2 separate regions of the Mus musculus genome follow, and region 1 is linked to region 2. Evidence: chromatin contacts called from ENCODE Hi-C or POLR2A ChIA-PET data. All regions are on one chromosome and are shown on one strand. The core of a region is the stretch at or near the end of the contact, and the rest is flanking DNA. Distances in the headings are between cores, read along the strand shown.

Evidence for each region. Hi-C counts contacts between places; a loop is a spot of excess contacts on that map. ChIA-PET counts read pairs that join two places held with the same protein, here RNA polymerase II (POLR2A).
Region 1: a loop to region 2 is called in a map of heart, with 2.4 times the contacts of the local background. The contact joins the promoter of Cand1 here to the enhancer-like site in region 2. A Hi-C loop is called at or near these places in 1 of 37 maps with a recorded cell type or tissue (heart). POLR2A ChIA-PET finds 5 or more read pairs at or near these places in 2 of 5 experiments (Patski and embryonic stem cell).

Annotation. Positions count from the first base shown.
Region 1 is chr10:119,238,592-119,241,554 of GRCm38, reverse strand. Cand1 (cullin associated and neddylation disassociated 1) reads left to right here and starts at 1,500. Exons shown (of 15, transcript NM_027994.1): 1 at 1,500-1,914. The coding sequence starts at 1,847.
Region 2 is chr10:119,191,393-119,194,446 of GRCm38, reverse strand. No RefSeq gene overlaps it. Among named protein-coding and RNA genes, the nearest start is that of Cand1, 47 kb to the left of the region's middle. Within about 2 kb of position 1,671, at least 1 of the 3 ENCODE cell types and tissues checked has a DNase peak (open chromatin) inside an H3K27ac peak, as active enhancers do; it is heart, where a contact is called at or near this core.

The sequences.
Region 1 (2,963 bases), core at 251-2,750, 47 kb before region 2:
GAATTACACCAATGCACGTAAAATAAACAAATTATTAGCCAGGCGTGGTGGCACACAGCTTCAATCCTAATATTGCAGGCAGAGGCAGAGGGGCAGAGGGGAAGGGGGGCAGGGGGTCAGAGGGGCAGGGGGGCAGAGGCAGGGGGATCTGAGTTTGAGATCAGCCTGGTCTACAGATTGAGTTCCAAAACAGCCAGGGTTACCCAGAGAAACTCTATCTCAGAAAAGCAAACCAAACCTAAATCTCTGATCCTTCCAACTCTTCTTTGGGCTATTTGTGAAATACTGAACGGTTAGGGAAACTTGGAGAGTAAACAAACAGTTGTACATGTCACCTCTGATCTCTGGTGGTTGTGTTGGTGTATCCGAGCACATAGGAAAACTTAGATTTCATAACTAAGTGCACAGAAGCCGACTATTGAAAGATGTAGGCTCAGAGCACAATCTGCAATGATACTTCCCCACCACCTCCCCTATTTGCGACAGGTTTGCACTAGATACCCCTAACTGGCCTAGGATTCGATTTAGAGACCAAGCTAGCTTTTATACTTGAGACCCACAAGGCTCTCCTACACTTGCCTCTACTGATCAGGGATTAGAGGCGTGCACCATCCATGTTTGGCATTGGGAGAGAATCCTTACTAGGACCTAAATGGAACAGAAAAAAAGTGGCTCCGGGATGAATAAAAGGATTACGTCCAAACTGTGGCCCTGAGGCCTTTTAGCGGAGCAAAGATTAGTACTAAGGTTCGACTAGGCCCCTACCAAAACACTGAATTTTGCAAGGCGCTTGCCCAAAACAACATGAGGACGGGGGTGGGGGTGGGAGTGGGCGATGTTTTCAGGGAAACAGACACTTTAGAAACAGCACACGCCGATGGAAAGATTTTATTTAGCATAACCCGCGTTGCCTGCCTGCAAATCCCAGCATTCTCTCCGACCACGGGAACCAATAAAGAAACTCCAGGTTCAAAGAGCCAATCACGTCCTTCGTGTGTCCCCAATTGAATTGTGGGAGTCGTAGTTCTCACGTGGCAACCATACAGCATGGTTGTTAGGGGACAGTTTCGGCCACGCGTACCGTTCGGAAAGAGAGCTCATTTTTCCATTGCACCCCTTGGCCTCCAGGCCAGCTCTTAGCATCATCACCCACAAGCCCCACGCGCTTTCAAACGCATAGACCTTCCTTCTTAATGTCGCAGGGAGGAGCAAGGAGCGTTTGCAGAACTCCGGCCTTGGACGCTCACTGCCCGTCCTTTAACCGTCGCTTTAAGGTCTCGCGAGAAGAGCCCCTCGAGGCGTTGCCATTCCGCCCGAAAGGCGGCCCGTGCGAAGACAGACAGCCGGCCGGGCCAACGGGAGCGTCCCTGTAAACCGCGACTGCGCAGAGTGCGCCGGGCAGCCCCGGTGACCTCCGACCCCGCCTCCCCGCAGCGCCCTGCGTCGGCCGCCCCCGCCCTCCTAGCGAAGGAGGCGGGCTTTGGCCTCTTGCCCTAGGGAGCGAGTGCGGAGGGAGTGGGAGCGAGGCGGCCCGAACGCAAGTGTCTGGCTTCCCGGCGAGGCCCAAGCCGTCCGTCCCGCCGCCCATGAGCTCGGCGCCCCGCGAGCAGCGCCGTCGTTAGGCCGTCCCCGTCACTCACTCTCGGCCTCCCCTACCTCCCCCCCGGGGCAGCCATTCCCCTCCCCATCCCCGTCTGGCCGGGGACTGGACGTCGCGTCGGAGCGCCTTCCCCAGTCCGCGTCGCGGTGCGACCCTGGAAGCGGGCGCCGCCGCCAAGGAGAGGAGGAGCCCCGGCCGCGGGGCCCAGCAGCCACTGAGCCAGCAGGCGGGATCGAGGCCGGCAACATGGCGAGCGCTTCGTACCACATCTCCAACTTGCTGGAGAAAATGACATCCAGCGACAAGGACTTCAGGTGAGGCTGAAATCCGACCCTCGCCCCACCTCGGGGTGGGGGAGAGGTGGAGGGCGGCCGCCGCCCGGGCCTCGCGACAGGCCCTGCCCCACCCCTCGGTCCGGCGGGTCTCCAGCCACCCCCTCCCCCATCTCCCCGCTAGGCCGTTGTCCGCTCTGGCCGCCCGGGGCTGGTCCGCGTCCCGGCGTCCCTGGCGCATCCTTTGTCCACCCCCAGGGACGCGTCCCAGGTAGCGCCCGGGCCCGAAGGCACGGGCTGCGCGGGAGGGAAGGAGTTTTTCCCGGGCGGGCGGGTGGCCGGGCCTAGTCCCCGGCCCTCCCGAGGCGCCAGGCCATCCCGGCGCTGGGGGACAAGCTGCCGCTCTCCAGCCACTCAGCCGCCGCCTGGCTTTTTCCCGCGGATGGGAAATGGGTGCCACGATCAACTTTCTCCGAGGCCTTCGCTGATTGGATTGTATACTTTCTCTTTGGATCCTTCTCTTTGGCGAAGGTGGCCAGAAGGGGGAGGGGAGCCCGGCTTGGTGGGGGGGAAACTTGGCCTGCAGGGTTTTCCCGCCAGCATCCCTGTCACTTTTCTCCGGCCGAGTGAAAGCCACGCAGGATCTTGGGGTTTCGGTCTCACATCCCTATACAGAGTCATGGCCAGAGGGCTGGATTGCCAAGCAAACCAATCTTGAAAAGAGAGGCTGGTGAGCCATGAAGCTTAATCATAGAGTTGTGTTCTGCAAGACCTGGACCATTGGTTCTTAGTCCCGTGCATATCGAAGGTGTTATATTTTCACACAGTCGCCTCGTCTGTTTTTTTCATGCTACACTGATTGTTAACACACACACCACGCCTAATCCTTCACAAATAAGCCCTCTGTCAAAAGAAAAAAGGCTATTTTTTTGATACCTAAGTTTTCCTCTGTAATGCCTTGGGCCATAGTACAGTTTTGTGTGCATTTAGACTAAAGAACAAGTAATCTTTGGTTAAAATTAGTCTAGGAGCTTGGTTTTTGTTCTGTGAACTCTTAACACCTGAAGGTTTGTCCAAATCCTATCTGAAGC
Region 2 (3,054 bases), core at 422-2,921:
TAAGTTTAAATTTAAAAAGGAAAAATTACGGTGCCTTAGTTCTGAAGCTAGCCACATTTTCGGAAGAAGAGTCAATCAGACTTGAAAGAAAGTGAAACTGTAGGGATGTCAAAAAATTTTTTGAGGTGGTTAATGTCTCTATGATTCCAGAGAGAATAGTGGGGAGCAGAAAAAGCAAAGGAATAGAAAGGAGGGCTAAAACTTTATTCAAGAATAGCATACATAGGGCTAAGTATGAGTTATGGCTCAATGAATTATCAAAAAGAGAATACATTCATGGGACCATCATTCAGGTCAGAAAAGATCACTAATCAGCTCTCTGCTTGGTCCTTGTTGCTCACCACTTTGTCTCGGTGGTGAGTACATACCAGGACTAAGACTTTGGGACTCATACTCCCTTTGTGGGCCAGTCAACTCCTAGTAATTTACATATTGCCTGTATACCTATAACTCTGAAATTAATGTCTCCACTACTTATTTCTCCATTTGTTTCTTTTCCCCTGAATCTGAGCCATGTAGAACCAAGTGCCTAGTTGGCACCATCATTTTGATGTCTTACAAAGCATCTCCAGCCTGATGACACAGAACTGAATTAGAGTTAGAGACATTTATTGTCTGACAGATCTCTTAAGCATAGTAATTTAATCTTTTTAAAAAAGATTTATTTATTTTATTTATATGAGTACATTGTAGCTGTCTTCAAACACACCAGAAGGCAGCATCGGATTCTATTATAGATGTTTTTGAGCCACCATGTGGCTGCTGAGTATTGAACGCAGGACCTTTGGAAGAGCAGTCAGTGCTCTTAACAACTGAGCCACTTCTCCAACCTGTAGCAATTTAATTTTGGGGGGTGGGGGGTGGGGGTGGGGGTTGGTTTATCGAGACAGGGTTTCTCTGTGTAGCCCTGGCTGTCCTGGAACTCGCTCTGTAAAGCAGGCTGGCCTCGAACTCAGAAGTCCACCTGCCTCTGCCTCCCAAGTGCTGGGATTAAAGGCATGCACCACCACTGCCCGGGAGCAATTTAATCTTAAAACATAACTTTAGCCCTCACATCCCGTCTCAGCAGAGGAATTGGAATGGACTTTTAACATGTGAATCTAGTTATACCAGTCTACAACTTAGAGCCCTCAATTTTACTCAGAAAAGCAGACCCTTTCCTAGAGCATACAAGTCCCTCCAGGATCTAGCTGTCCATTACCTTTCTGACTTAAGCTACCCCTAGCCACTATCCACGTGGCTGCATCTCTCCTAGCTTCCTGGCTGTTACTCAATGGTTCCAGGTACACTCCCACCTCAAGACATTTGCCCTGGCTCCTGGAACACTGTCCTCCGTAAGAGCTCTGTCTCAGCCAGACAACCACCTTGATCATCCCTTTTATCTTAGATGTCTTTCCTTAAACTAATCCTTTTATTTTTGGCTCTTATAACTGCCCTGCTTATTACATAACAACCCTCACCACCTTAGAATGCACAATTATTAGCTATGGTTGTAAGTTCCTTATCTGTGCCTTTCCTACAGAGCTGAACAGCCGTGTACAGTAAAGCAAAAGGAAGAGAAGAAGAGTCACTGGAGAGACACACAGACTCCGGGTTCCTTTGTCTGAGAGAGAAGATCAACTTAGCTTCATAGGAGTGCGGGTGCTTCCAGCGCAGAGCAGGTCGGGAGGGAAGTTACTGGGCAAGTGCAGTCTAATCTCGAGCTTCAGAGGTGATAAGGGCTCAGAGCTTCCTTGTAAACACACTTCCCCCAAAATAGCACAGACAGGCACTTTCCCTCAGGCTTTCAGACTGCCTGGCCAGTTTCCTAAAAAGATGTCTGACCTCCCAGGGGAGGATTAACTGAGTCGCAGGTTGACCTTGAATTTAGGCTCCTCCTTGAAAGATTTTTCAGGCCAATTATAGAACAAACCTCCAAGTAGGTTTTATGTGCTGACTTTGTTGTACTATTAATGTATAGGACATACATAATAATATACTTCATAAATGGTGAGTAGAGCGAACGGGTGAGAAAATGAACAAATAACTTCCATATCTCTAGATAATTACAGATGGCGGTTTCGTGTGTGTGCTTCTTAGTATAGACATGTTCATTGCGGTAGCTCCATCTGAGGCTATTGCTTGTATGTGGGAAGCTTTTTATTTGAGAACTCACTGTCCTTTTGGATCGGTGATTGCTTCATAGCAGAAAGTTCAAAGAGTGAACTTTTAGAAAGGATATATCTTAGAAAAAGCAAGTCTCTGTTTTGTGTGTGACTCCAGTGTTCCCTCTAGTTCTCGGAACATCGCTCCTGACTCTCTATTGTAGCATACCAAGAATAATTTAAACATATAACTTGGAGGTTTGTTCTATAATTGGCCTGCAGATTCCTTTTCTTACTGGCTTGGTCATGTGAGTCCTCTTGCTTAAAATGTATCAATGTAGCTTAAAGAACCTCACGTTCGTAGTCATATGTGTGCTTCGTTCTCTGAAAGTACTCTAGTATAATACACAGTAGATGACCATGATGTAGATTTGTGTGGCGATACGACTTTATGAAAATATCTCCTGACCGCCCCCCAAAAGATTGGACCATTGTTAGAACTCACAGCCAAGATAGCAACGCATGGTGAGATCACCAAGATGGAGCTTGCTATCTTCCCATGTATGCAACCTAAGTTTAAGTAGCCTTTAGGAAAACACTGTAAGGACCAGCCTTTCTGTGCTTTGAATTTCCCATGCCATCAGCCTTCAAAACCTAAGCCACCGAAAAAGCTTTACTCTTCCATGTCCTTGGCTCAAAAGGATGTGCACGCGCATGCGTGAGTGTGTGTTAGGTAAGATTTCTGTTGCTGTGATGAAAACACCAAGACCAAAAGCAAGTTGGGGAAGAAAGGGTTTACTCGTCTTAGACTCAGCTTATACTTCCAGATTCCAGTCCACCACTGGAGGAAGTCAGGACGGGAACTCAGACAGTCCAGAATCCCAAAGGCAGAAGCCATTGAAGAGGCCACGGAGGGAGTGCTGCTTACTGGCTTGCTCGGCCTGCTTTCTTAGAGAACCCAAAACCACCA